Linked DNA regions of Mus musculus: region 1 is linked to region 2. The links are chromatin loops, found by intact Hi-C in ENCODE. Cell type or tissue: heart. All regions are shown on one strand. Links, peaks and the distances in the headings refer to the core of each region. The heading gives the core; the rest is flanking DNA. Region 1 holds the start of Tial1 (Tia1 cytotoxic granule-associated RNA binding protein-like 1). Region 2 overlaps Rgs10 (regulator of G-protein signalling 10).

What was found. Peaks named below come from ENCODE experiments on the same cell type or tissue, not always from the same donor. Only the 100,000 strongest peaks of a DNase experiment are listed, where the experiment ranks them.
Region 1: it touches region 2 in a loop (2.3-fold over the local background); 4 of 42 quality-filtered maps call a loop at or near these places.

The regions. Positions count from the first base shown.
Region 1 is chr7:128,456,906-128,463,255 of GRCm38, reverse strand. Tial1 (Tia1 cytotoxic granule-associated RNA binding protein-like 1) reads left to right here and starts at 1,583. Exons shown (of 12, transcript NM_001347640.1): 1 at 1,583-2,131. The coding sequence starts at 2,100. Gm32816 (a long non-coding RNA gene) reads right to left here and starts at 1,536. Exons shown (of 4, transcript XR_378509.4): 1 at 1,004-1,536. In heart, for the core only: no CTCF peak of the experiment used is centred there; DNase peaks (open chromatin) are centred at 1,475, 1,845 and 2,595; H3K4me3 peaks cover 2,395 bases; H3K27ac peaks cover 1,961 bases.
Region 2 is chr7:128,369,484-128,375,833 of GRCm38, reverse strand. It overlaps Rgs10 (regulator of G-protein signalling 10), which reads left to right. Exons shown (of 5, transcript NM_026418.2): 5 at 1,792-2,209. The coding sequence ends at 1,938. Among named protein-coding and RNA genes, the nearest start is that of Gm39092, 5.6 kb to the right of the region's middle. In heart, for the core only: a CTCF peak has its summit at 3,312 (motif pointing left); no DNase peak of the experiment used is centred there; H3K27me3 peaks cover 129 bases.

The DNA of each region.
Region 1 (6,350 bases), core at 1,390-3,889, 88 kb before region 2:
CTTACCTTTTGGAAGTGGATGGGAACTGTATGGCTGAGGCTGAGCTTGGTGCCTTCCCCACCTCTTCCCTTCCCTATTTTTTTTTCTGACCCCTTTGTTTCACTTGTGTAGATTTCTGAAGCTCTCTGAAGTTCTTTCCTTTCCTTTTTTAAAAAAAAAATTAATTTTTTTTTTTTTTGGCTTTTTCGAGATAGGATTTGCTGTGTATAGCCTTGGCTGTCCTGGAACTCATTCTGTAGACCACGCTGGCCTCGAACTCAGAAATTCGCCTGCCTCTGCCTCCCAAGTGCTGGGATCAAAGGCGTGCGCCACCACGCCCAGTTGCTCTTTCCTTTTTCACTTTGGGATATAATCCGTTTCTCGTTCAGACTTACTCTCTCCTTCCTAGGCTCATGGAGAAGCAGCCTCCAATCTCCCACTGTACCTGTAAATTCAGGTAGGGTTTCAGTATGCAGCTAAGCAGATCTATAAGCTACCCCAAAGCTCTCTGTTGGCCACCAGACCTTTTCTCTCCTTCAATGAGACAGTGTGCAGCTGGGGGCACGGGAGAGCTGGTTAAGAGCACACTTACAGTGGCTTCCAGTTTGGTTCTCAGCACTCATATGCAGCTCACAACCACTGTTAACTCCAGTCTCAGGCAGGGAATGCCATCCCTTCGTCTGACCCCTAGGGGCCTCAGCCACAAATGTGGTGTACATCCAGTAGATTGTCATGATTCTATCTCCTCTCTTGCTTTAGCATCTCAATACTAGCAGCCCGTGTCCTCCAATACCGAACTCCAGACTGTTTTGGCATGAGACCTGGTCGTTGAGCCTCTTTGCTGTTTTCACTGATTATTAGTTTTTGATAAGGTCTTGGTATCTATTTCTAGGCTGGCCTTAAATCCATTATCCTCCTGTTCAGTAGCACTGTGCGCCACCACGCGAATATTTAAGTTTTAAGTAGGGATTTGAAAGAGCGGTACAAGCCATTTGAATGAGGGGCTGCTCTTTTGCAGCCTTACCCACTAATCCGATGAGATAATGGGTAGCGATCCTTGTGGAACTTGTAAAGCAAGTTACAAGCGGTATAGTCTAGAAAGGCCTATCTGGTTAGAACACGTGCTCAAAGACAAGGCTGGATCTGGTGTTGCCCGATGTCCGCTACATCTCTCCGGGTTCAGAGTTGCCACTCTTTTGCCCGTCGCGTGAGGCGTCGGTTGTTGAACACGGACCAGCAGTTCTGAGAGTAGAGGCGGGCAAGGCCGGCTGACGGGAGAACCACGCGGAGCCAGCACACCGCCTGATCTGCAGTTGAAGAAACCGCTCTGGGGCTGGACGGAGGCGGAGCAGAAGCTCACACTGGACCAACAGAAGAGCCTTAAGATGCTAAGAGCGATCCTGGGGCGGGCCCCGGCGCGAGGCACTCTGGGATTTGTAGTTTACTTCCCGGACAGCTCCTCTCTATTTCGGCCGCCCGCCTTTTATTCCTCGCTCTATCCCGGCACGCCGACTACTTAGTCGCGGCACGTCCTCACGTACGACTACACTACCCAGAAATCTCTCCTTCGCGCTCCGGCAGGCGCAGGGTCTGCCTTGAACTACAGTTCCCAGAAGGCCACTGGAGAAGGGCTTCCCCCACTTTCCCGGGACCGCAATTCCCGGAGACTTGGTTTCGCGGCTTTTCTCTCTGTGTTGGGTCTCTCTTGGACCCGGATAGGTCTTGACTGGCCAGCAGGCCCACAGCGACAACGTGCTCCGTCGTGTCCAGTCGCAGGGTGTACTCTTTGGCCGGGCTTTCTGTCTCTTTAGCTACTTTTGCCGGACAGGCCGTCGCAGCTGGCCTGAGCAGTGACCTGGCGGGCCGCGCCTGCGCCCTGCCGCGTTTCCTGCCTGGCTGGTGGTGGCGGCCATTTTGTTCATCCTCCTCCTCCTCCTGCTCCTCCTGGTTGGAGCGCAGTGTCCGGAGCGGGCTGGGGGGAGCGGACCCGAGAGCGGGGTTCAGTACCTTTTCCTCTGTCCCCAGCCGGCGCCCGGAGCCCCCCTCCCCTTCCTTCCCGCCCCCTCCCCTCCCCAGCCCTGCCCTCCCCCTTGTCCCGGGATCACTCCGTCGCACCCACCATGATGGAAGACGACGGACAGCCCCGGACTCTGTGAGTACCCGAGACCCGGGGTGCCAGGCACCGAGTGGCCCGGGCACTGCGGGAAGCGGAGGGAGGAAGGGAGAGCAGGAGCCCGGGACTAGAAGCGGAGAGCCGGGCGTCGCGGTGGCGCGGCTGTGAAGTGCATTCCTCATCTGTCCCCCTTCCCAGAGAAGGAAGCCCTCCCTTCCCCCCCAAACACAGTCACTTCCTAGGGTCTAGGGCTTGTCTCGACTTTTTCCTCCCGACCCCTTCTTTTGCACACTCTTGCTTGGCTGGGCTTGTGCACGGCTGAGGCTGTCAGGCGCGGGAGAGCTACTGTTCCCCCTGTGCTTTGGGGGCTCCGGGCTGAGCCAGGAGCTGTGGGTCCCTACGGGGGCAGGGCTTGGCGGGGGTGGGACCACTACTGCATCCTTTGGCTTGAACGTTTAGCCTCAGTCCACGTCCTCAGCAGTCCACGTCCTCAGCCTCAGTCGCTCCGAGTCCTTCTCCCCAGTCTACCACTCTTTAACCAGAGGAGCCCCTTGTCTCTTTCTGCCCCACGTGCCCCACGCTGTCAGAAACACCCGCCTAGCGCCTGCTGCTTTTGAAGTGCCAAAGTGATTGCTTTTCGCCACCGTGCACCACCTCTGTCCCTTGGATAACGAAGTTTACTTTGAGCGCTTACTGCGCCAACCTGACAACCAGTTAAACTCCTTTCGCTCAGTTAGTGATGCCGCTTCCTAATCCGTTTGTGCGTCCGGACCATCGGAGTTGGATAAAAGGATGACTGCTCCCGCTATTTGTTACCTGTCTTTTGAGTGCTATTTTTCGCGGTATAGCTGTCGGGTTTCACCTGAAGCCCAATCTAATGAATGAATCGCATCTTCCAACCGCTTAATTGGCGTTTCCTACCCCCCTCCGCCGGCCCCCCCTCCCATGCAGAGTGATGACTCAGCGTCTGTATTCCTTTCCAAATAGTGTGGCACTCTTTTTTTTTTTTCCTTAGTCTGAGTAATTTCCAATTCATTGTTTAAAGTGAGCACCTTGGGTTTTCCCAGCCTCTCCAGGCCTACTACTCCTGCCTGGAGTAAATACATAGAGTCAGCCTACTGCTTTGTCTCTCTTGCCTCCCACTGCCTAGTATTGATTGGTATGATGGTCAGAGTCCACTTGGCTGGGTTAGCTGATGGGGAAAGTACTTTTTAGGGAATCGACGACGGTGGATAGACATTCAGGACCTCTGACTAGCTAGCTTCTCAGAGCTTCATGCGTAGCACAGAAAATATGTTCAGTAAAGAAGGTCCATATGTATATTCAGTGTTGATAACAGATATTTTTTGAGCATTGTTTATACTTTACATTTTTATTTCGCTTAACATCTGGCTTGGGAAACTTGAAAACATCTTTTTTTTTTTTTTTTTTTTTTTTTAAACTTGAAAACATCCTAAACATATTATACCCCCTGAATGAAAATCTTTCTGTGTGTGAGATCTTCCAGCATCTGGGAAAGCTAGCAAGTATCTGGGAAGGCCTAGCAAGTATATATTCAAGGAAGATGACAGTTACATTGTATCTAAAATACCTGAAATGTCATCATTGCATCATAATAGCTACTGGGTAATTGGTAAATTCTCAGGTCTCATTAACTGCATCTATTTGTTCCTTAGAAGAGGTTTCTTGTTTTTGTCTGTTACATAGTATTCCTTTTCTGTTTTTTTTTTTTTTTAATTCCTGTAATTTCTTTGCATCCACTCTATCATCTTCTTTAGACCAGAGCTAAATTTTAATATTTCATACATTTATCATCTCAGATCTCTTGTCTTTTTTTCTGAAAGACATTTCAGGTGTCTATGTTTGGTTACCTAAAACTGTGATGTATACACATGAGTGAATAAACATCTTAGCTCTGTTGTTCCTGTGTGTCAGTATGTGTTCATATACCTTCCTTTTCCCACTTTTCTCCATGGGAAGTTGAGGTGGTTTTGTTATGTTTTTAAGTATAAGGACTGTACAGCTTCCTAGGACTTAACCTTTCCTGCGCTTAGTTCACTCTGAAAAATAAGAGGTGCTCAAATTTTTTACAAATGTACTTTGGTTAAAATAGTGTTGTCTGGTTTTTAATTTTTTTGATTGATTTAAATTACAGGTATTGTCATACTTCCTGAAGTTTGTTTATATATATATATATATATATATATATATATATATATATACACACACACACACACACACACACACACATATATATATGTATACATACACATGTATATATTACATGTATATATATATGTAAACCTAATGTAAAGTCTTTACATCAAAGTAAATGTTTAATAGGATATGATTTTACTTATGAAGGGCCTATATTTTGCATTGTGATCTATGGATTAGGCTTCTCAAGTGGCTACTATGGTTTTAAATAATGTACTCTAAATAAAGCTTATCTTAACTTGTTTACTTTAAAATGCCTGTGTGTTACTAGTAAGGTTTTCTTCCTACAGACACACACAAGCTAAGACATATGGTTATCTTCAGAAAACAATATGGTGTTTATAGCCTAGGTAGGTTTTTAAATATTCATTATCTACAGTATTACTAATTTATTTGATGGTATTTAAAGTGGTATAGAATTGCCTTGATGTTGAGTCTGAAATCCTGTTTGTCATATAGATGCTTTAAAGGTCTGTTTTCTGGTGTTCTCATTCTTATTTGACATTTATTTGGGGTTATTAGTGATCTTAAAAACAAACCAATGAGATCATAGTACTTGAAATACTTGTGTTTGAAGTAGACCAGCCTTGTAGGATACACTTCATTCAACCTTGGGTTGTGTTTTTGCACTGTAGTGATTTATCTGTGGTATCTGAACCCACAGTTCAACACTAAATTATATCAGTCAATTGCAGTTTAGTCATCTGTTTGGTGTACTAAAACCCTAGAAACTGTGGATCTAGGGTAAAACTAATGCAACCCAATAAGGCTATTTATTCTTCCTTGATACTCAGTAAAAAAGAGGAAATAAGCCATCAATTTAGAGTGTGTTCTGAAGATGTGTGAACAAAGCAGAAGAAAACAATCTAAGGATCTCATAGCCTTGACCACACCATTGATTTAGCTGTATTGTGGCTGTAATCAATCTGGTTCAACTTAATCATCTTTGTTTCTTCAAAGTGTGTGTGGGTGCAACCTTTAAAGGTCCTTGGTCAGGTTAGTTACCCTACTCTACTGTGCCTTTCTTCTACTTTGCTGCCTTCCTAAAATGAAGTAGTGACAACTTAGACCCTTTAGAGGGCTATTGAGGGTTATTGTTGAAAATCTTTTGTATAGGAACTTGTTAAGAATAATCAAAAAACTACCTTTATGGAAATGTAGCCCCGTTATATTTTGTTTAAAAGGACTGGTAATTTCAGTTTTGGTGGGGTTACTTTCTAGAGCGAGAGCACATTTGGTGGAAAAGCTGTCATTAGCTTTCTTCAAGGCACAGTGTGGTTAATTTCTGCCTAGTTGGACATAGGAAGTCGTTCATTGGCAGTGTGAACTTCTGCCTGCTGTGAAACTGCCAAGTTTTCTAGTCTCCAATGACACTTAGACCCAATGTCAGGGATAAAGGTATCATTTTCAGTTATTAATGCTTCAGTCCCTACAGTTCCTGTTCTTAGAAGACAAAATAGACTGTAAGGTATGCATTTTCCTTATTTTTCCTTGAGTTAAAAATGGTTTTGGAATTTCCTGGGTGTTTTCTGTTACTCTAAGAACTCAAGCCATTCTACTGTTTTGTACATGTTCTTCTGGTAGAGACTGCATATTTAAAAACTTGGAACTTTAGAATATACTACTACTTATCTGCAGCAGAAGGTGAAGTATAGAAAATACTATTTGGAGAGAAACATATCAATTCAATAAGCTACCAAAGATGATGCTAGCACAATATAAATTGTGCTTCTATTATATACATAAATTACAGAACCTTTAGTAGAAAAGTTAGTCTAAAGTTTAGATAAATGTATTTGAAATTATATACTGGATTGTGTCCTTTTCATCTTAACAAATTACAGTGTCCTTTGTTATGGAAGGCTTTGTATGCTTTTAAAACTTAGTCTGCTTTAGCAGTTAAATCTTAATTTGAAAAAATAGGATAACTCAGCACTGGACTTTTCTATAAATATTCCATGGCATTCTAAACCTAAATGTTAGCAGTTTTGATCTTTGACAGTGCTAGGTATGGGAATCAGTTATATCCCTCACAGATTGG
Region 2 (6,350 bases), core at 2,339-4,838:
AAAGTGATGTGTCCAAGCCTTAGTAAGTTATGCTTACCTCTTAAAGATTACAAAATTAATACAAAATAGGTAACTTCCCCAGAGCTTGGGTGAGACAGGACTGTCTCTAGGGGCCTGGTGGGCACAGGGGAATGGCTCCGATTGAACAGTCTATGCGCAGCCCGATGCGCCAGATGTTTCCTGGGCCCTCTTGGGAGCATGGAGGCGAAGGAAAGTAGCTTCTATTCTTTCTGGAGGAACCTCCCATCTCCTGAGCAGACATCCCAAGGCCCCAGCTCATGTGTGTGTTGGGAGAAAGCATGTTTAAAAGATGTCAAGATTTTACCACCTACGTGACAACCCTGCCTGACAGTGAGTGGCATCTTGGAGTTTTTCACTCAGCAAGCCATGAGCTGTGCTGCACTGGAAGGCACCCTGGTGTGCCTTGTGGCCCTTTAATATGAAGGAAAGACAGACAGAGACAGAGATGGTGACATAGAGAGAGACTTGACTATGTCTTGAAAAGACGATTCTATACATCAGGAGGAAATGTGCCCTTCCTTCCTTCCTTCCTTCCTTCCTTCCTTCCTTCCTTCCTTCCTTCCTTCCTTCTCCATGTTGTAGGGTGAGGAAGCAGGCAGGAGTGGATCTGGGATCCAGGGGATGTGGCCCAAAGACAGGAGGCTTCTGTGTGAGACAGTCCTTGGAGTATGTGCCAGCAGGTGCAGCTCTCTCTAGTCCCAAGGGCTCCATCGGGTCCCATTCAGCCCCGATGTACCTCAGAATCACTGCTTTCTAGAGATCTCAACCTGTCTGACGGTGCAGGGGTCTCTGCTGCTGACTTCCATTCTCTGTAGCTGAGACCTGGTCCCGCGGCTTCTAACAGAGACTGCGTGTATCCCTCCCTTGCATTAGACACACCCCCTTTTGTCTCTTGGCCTGGTAACAGGTTTGAGGTCTCCAATACCAAATTTACTGGGTTTATTTATTTATTCTCAAGACAAGGTTCCTCTCTGTAGTCCTGGCTGCCCCAGAATTTGCTCTGTAGACCAGGCTGGCCTCTATCTCACTAGATTTGTCTGACTAGGTCTAAATAATAGGTTTTTAAAAGATTTCTTTTTTGAGACAAGGTCTCATGTAACTCAGGCTGGACTCACACTCACTATGTAGCTGAGGCTGAACTCCTGAGTGCTGGAATTACTGGCAAGTGCCACAATACCCAGCCAGAGAAGGTTCTTTAAGGGCTGTTTGAGGCAAAAGTATGACTCAGGTATGTGGGCATCTATTTCTGTGGGAAAAAAGGGATGTATTTGTACATATGATTCTCTAATCTATAACGTCCATTGAGATGATGTACGTAATGATCAATAACGTACAGGAAGTCTGCCTTGCCCAGTACAGCCCTACGCCAAGTGTTGTTCTTGTTCTTCTCTTTATTGTTATCATCTGTGTGTGCACACATGATGTGTCTGTCATTGTGGGCAGGTGCATGCCGTGGCATGTGGGCGGAAGGTGGAGGGCAACTTTTGGAAGTCAGTGCTCTCTCTTTCTACTGCGGGTTCTGGGGATCCAACTCATGTCATCAGGCTTGTGTAGCAAGTGTTTTTACTTGCTGAGCCGTCTCTTGGGTCCTACACTAGCATGGACTAGTGTGTGTGCGCGTGCGCCTGTGTATGTGTGTGTGCATGCATGTGCATGTGTGTGCATGCATGTGTGTGCGTGTGTTATTCTTTGGCTCATGGTAGGTATTTGACAGGGTGATTTATGGTCTGTGTTGGTGTCGACCATCAGACTCTTCTCTTTCCTCTTTAGATCTTCAATCTCATGAAGTATGACAGCTACAGCCGCTTCTTGAAGTCTGACTTGTTTCTGAAACCCAAGCGAACTGAGGAAGAGGAAGAAGAGCCCCCGGATGCTCAGACCGCAGCTAAGCGAGCCTCCAGAATTTACAACACATAAGCTGAGCCCTTCACCCCAGCGAAGGAGAGGGATGGACTCTTAGGACTGTACAGGCTGTCATTTCTTTGTTGTGTTTGAGGACTGGAGTGTGCTAGACCTTCCCTCTGGATATGTGTATTTTATTAACTGAACAGCAACCTCTGCATGATGCTAATCTTCCATTAAAAACAAAAGTAGCTTTAAAGTGTCAGTTCACAAAAACACATGAGATTCTGCCAATACTGGACACTCAGCCTTTCAATCCTGATTAAAGTGTTCGTGAAGCTACAAGTGAACCCTTTAGTCATTTCTACTTTGTAAGCCTTTATCCTGCCCTTCCTGCCTGGGCTGTGTCTGTCCACAGACCCTCTTGGCTAATGATCCAAAGCACAAGTTGGTCTGACAATCACAGGGGTAGCGGGCATTGTTTGTGGTTTATTTGGGGGTTAAATAGTTCTCGAGAGAAGTTCAGTACTGGCCAAAGCAAACCTCTGGCAGCGGCTAATGATCTAGGGGGTTGAATGACCACGTTAGCAAAAGGCTGTTATTTCTCACGTGGGCATCCTGGGCCCTTAATCTGTGACATTTCAGGCCACACACATTTAAACATCATCTCTACAGAAACACTGTCCCAGCCAGGGAGAGATCAAAAGAGAAATTGTTCAGGGATGATGGCTGTTCCAGGTGGTGTCCTCTGGGACCTCAGCACAAGATGTGTGCTGAAGTTGACGTTGATGGGATGGTCACCCTTCCCTTCATCCACCTGCACGTCCTTCTCCAGCTTTCTCCATTTGAGGAACCCGCTGAGAACGACCAGTGGGTTCCAGCCACCCTAGACCACCCACTCTTCTTTTACAGTGGATCCTATTAAGATCCCAGATCAGGCTCAGCTCTCTAGTGTCCACACCACTGGCAGGGCTTAACACTACTGCTAGACTGTCCCCAGCATGCTTGTTAGCTCTCATTTGTACCACAAAACCACCAGTCTTCCTTGCTTATTGGCCTCTTGACTCAGGCTCTGTCATCTGCAACATCTCCTGCCAGTTGAGGTAACAATATGGCTTATCACTTAAACCAGGACACTTGAGAGACAAGGTGAGGTACATTTTAAAATTATAATGGTCAGGCATGTCGTCAGCCCGGCTCTTGGGAGGCAAAGGTCGGTGGATCTTGGTGAGTTCAAGGCCAGCCTGGTCTACATATAAAGTTCAGGCTAGCCAGGGATACATATTGAGAACCTGTTTCACAAAGTAATCAGAAGAGATAGTTCAGTGGTTTAAAACATTTGCTGCTTTTCCAAAGGACCTGGGTTCCATTCACAACATCCATAATGTAGCTCACAACTGTTTATAATTCCGGTTGCAAGGGATCTAATGCCCTCTTCTGGCCTCTGTGGGAACTGCAGGCGCATGGAGCACATGATATCAAAGTAGGCAAAACACTCATACGTATAAAATAAAAATAAATCTCTAAAAATAAAAGATAAATATTCAAATAATACAAAAACCCAAAGGAAATAAACATTCAAATAATATACAAATAATAGATATGAAAACCTGCAAAACTCCAAAGGAATTATGGTGGCCCAATGTCTCTGGTAAGCCATTAACAGTATGCCTTGATTAAGACCCTCTGGTACCTCTTGTGTACCCTGTCTGGACTCCATAGTCTGTTGGTCCGTTGGATGCTTCCTCTCCTTTCCTCTTGGTCCTGGAGGAGGAATGGCCTTTGGGGAGCTATTCCCTGGTGAGGATGGAGAAGCCACTGAACATCTGCTGGTAACCACAAGCCCAGGCCGTTACACATCCCTCAGGCACATGCCTCCTGTGGGTGTCTCTCTCCCCATCTCAGGAACCTGGGACTGAGGGGAGATACTGAGAGTGACACCTGAGGGCCCTGCTACCAGAGCCATCTGGTTACCATAAGCGGAGGAGACCAGTACATCATAAAATGCGAAAGCTAACGATGCGGTCTGGCCAAGGACGTGCAGGTGGACCCTCTGTGTCACCGAGGGTGCAGGCCAGCATGGTTCAGAAAGCCCACCATAGGCAGAGACCAGAGCAGCTGGAGGTCTCACACTGACCTTTCTCCTTGCACCACTGGGTTCAGAGGCTATTTTAGAAGACACTAACGGGAGTAAGAGGCATATAACTATATAAGGGAGCCAGCAGGTGTCCGTATGAAGAAAAAGAAAAAGCACCTTCCCTCGTGTCCTCTCTCCTCACTTCCAGACTACCAGAATTTACAGCAAAACTGGGTACACACAGAACTTTGTACCTGATGAAGCAGCTGCAATGAGACTGAAAGGTAGGGGATCCATGCAGCCAAATAGATGCTTCTATCTAACCCCCCACTTTTATTTTTATGTTTGTCTGTTCAGTCCATTCCTCCTCACACCGCCACCCACCCTTCATCTATCCATCCAACATCCATCCACTCACCCACTCATCATTCCTCCATTTACTCATCCAACATCTATCTATTCATCCATCCATCCATCCGTCCATCCATCCATCCGTCCATCCACTCACTAGTATTTAAACTAGGTCAGCAGTGTGCTGGGGATCATTAGATGCTAATATTGAAGGGGACAGGTGATAAACAAATGTGACAATTCACACCGCTTTGAAATCTATAGATGTAGTTCTTCTTATTATTAAGATCTAGCGCGGCCAACAAGCCAGAAGACAGTTACTATTGGAGAGATTTGGTTGCTCACAGTTCCTAAGAGGAGGGTGTACAGTCAAGGCTGCACCAGGGTGCCATCAAGAGGCAGGACAAGGAGGGTTGGGGAAGGAGCCTTTGTCGTCATTCCTTGGGTAGGACAAGCAAGGCCAGGATGTTTGGGATTGGCCAATCTGCATATTTTCACTAGGATCCTGGATATGATTGTCCCCAGTTATCTTGTACCTGGCCATGAGGCGATGAGGGTGGGTGGCCAGTAGCCCAGCATGAGAGAGCACGACACAGGTGGTTTAGTGTAGTTGGTAGGCACCAACATGGTTGGTTTGTGTATGAAGGATGCAGTCCAGTAGCTTATGGCCTAGAAACTGGCCAGCTCTGGGAGGAGCAGCCTCAGGTCATCAAGGTCGCAGATATCACAGCAGCAGAATCAAAAGACATGCTTAGTACAACGGTCTCCAGAGACCTCTGCACTCAGCCTGCAGGCCATGGGTCCATCTTGCTGTCTTTGCCTGGGCATCTGTTTAAACTCTTGCTACGCTGATGCCGCAGGCAGGGAACGGCATCATCTCTTGTGGCTCTCAGGCTCTCTCTATTCCCTGCTGCGTTGTCTCAGGCCACTCACAAGTGCCTGTCACCTGCTTGTTCCCAGTGTACACCCCCATTTCCATTTCCCACCTGTAGAGAGCACCATCGGGGAACATTTTCCTCTTCCTTTATGGTCACTCAGCCTGGCTTTCTGAGAGCAAGCCATGGTGATTCCCTCCCTGAGGCTTCTATACTGTCTTCTCTTTAGTGTTAAAATTGTGTGTGTGCGTGTGTGTGTGTGCGCGTGTGAGAGAGAGAGAGAGAGAGAGAGAGAGAGAGAGAGAGAGAGCACATGATAGCACATATATGTAGATCAGAGGACAGCTTGCAAACGGTGGTTCCTGCCTCTCACCATATGAGACCCAGGAATTGAGCTCAGGTGTTGTCAGGCTTGCAGGAAGCGCCCTTACCTGTGGAGCGATCTCCCGCTCCTGCTGTGGCTTTCCCACTGTAGACTCCTTTCTATTGGTGACCCGAACCACTGGAGCTTCCTTCTCTTAGCCTCCTCCCCAAAGAGATTTGGGGTGAGAACACCAAGTGGAATGGCAAATCCTTACAAATACATGCTTGTAAGGGGCAGAACCTGGGGGTGAAGCCACGCCTGTCTTCTGACCCAGCTTCCTTTCGGCCTATCCCCTCATGGAACAGAACCTTTGCAAGGCTGGGCTGGGGTGAATGCTGGCTTTTGGCAAGAATGCTCATTTCTCCCCCAACAGGAATTTAATGAACACCTACTACATACATCCTGGGCCAAATAATGGGTACAACGAGAATGCCATGGGAGAAAATAGTGGAAACAGCTGGTCAGGTGGTGATGCAACTGGCCCCAAAGATGATGGGGCATGACTGGCCAATTGTACTCCACCCTGAGACCCATAGGCTCGGTTGTACTGGGGGTGTGAAGGGGAGATGCAGAGCTTCGGATGGATAATGGTGGGTGAGCTCTGTTCTCGGGGTGAGCCTCTCATTTCAGCCTCAGATGAGGAAGAGCAAAGGGTCCCCCCAGAGCTGTGCCGACAGGGACAGGGACATGCATCCTGTCACGTGTCACAGAGTTTGAAGCTGATTAACTGATAGCCAGCTCCCAGGCTCCACTCTGCCATGCGGGGAACACTTTGTTTATCCGCTTTGCAAACTGTTAGGCGAGCACAGAGCACAGTCCG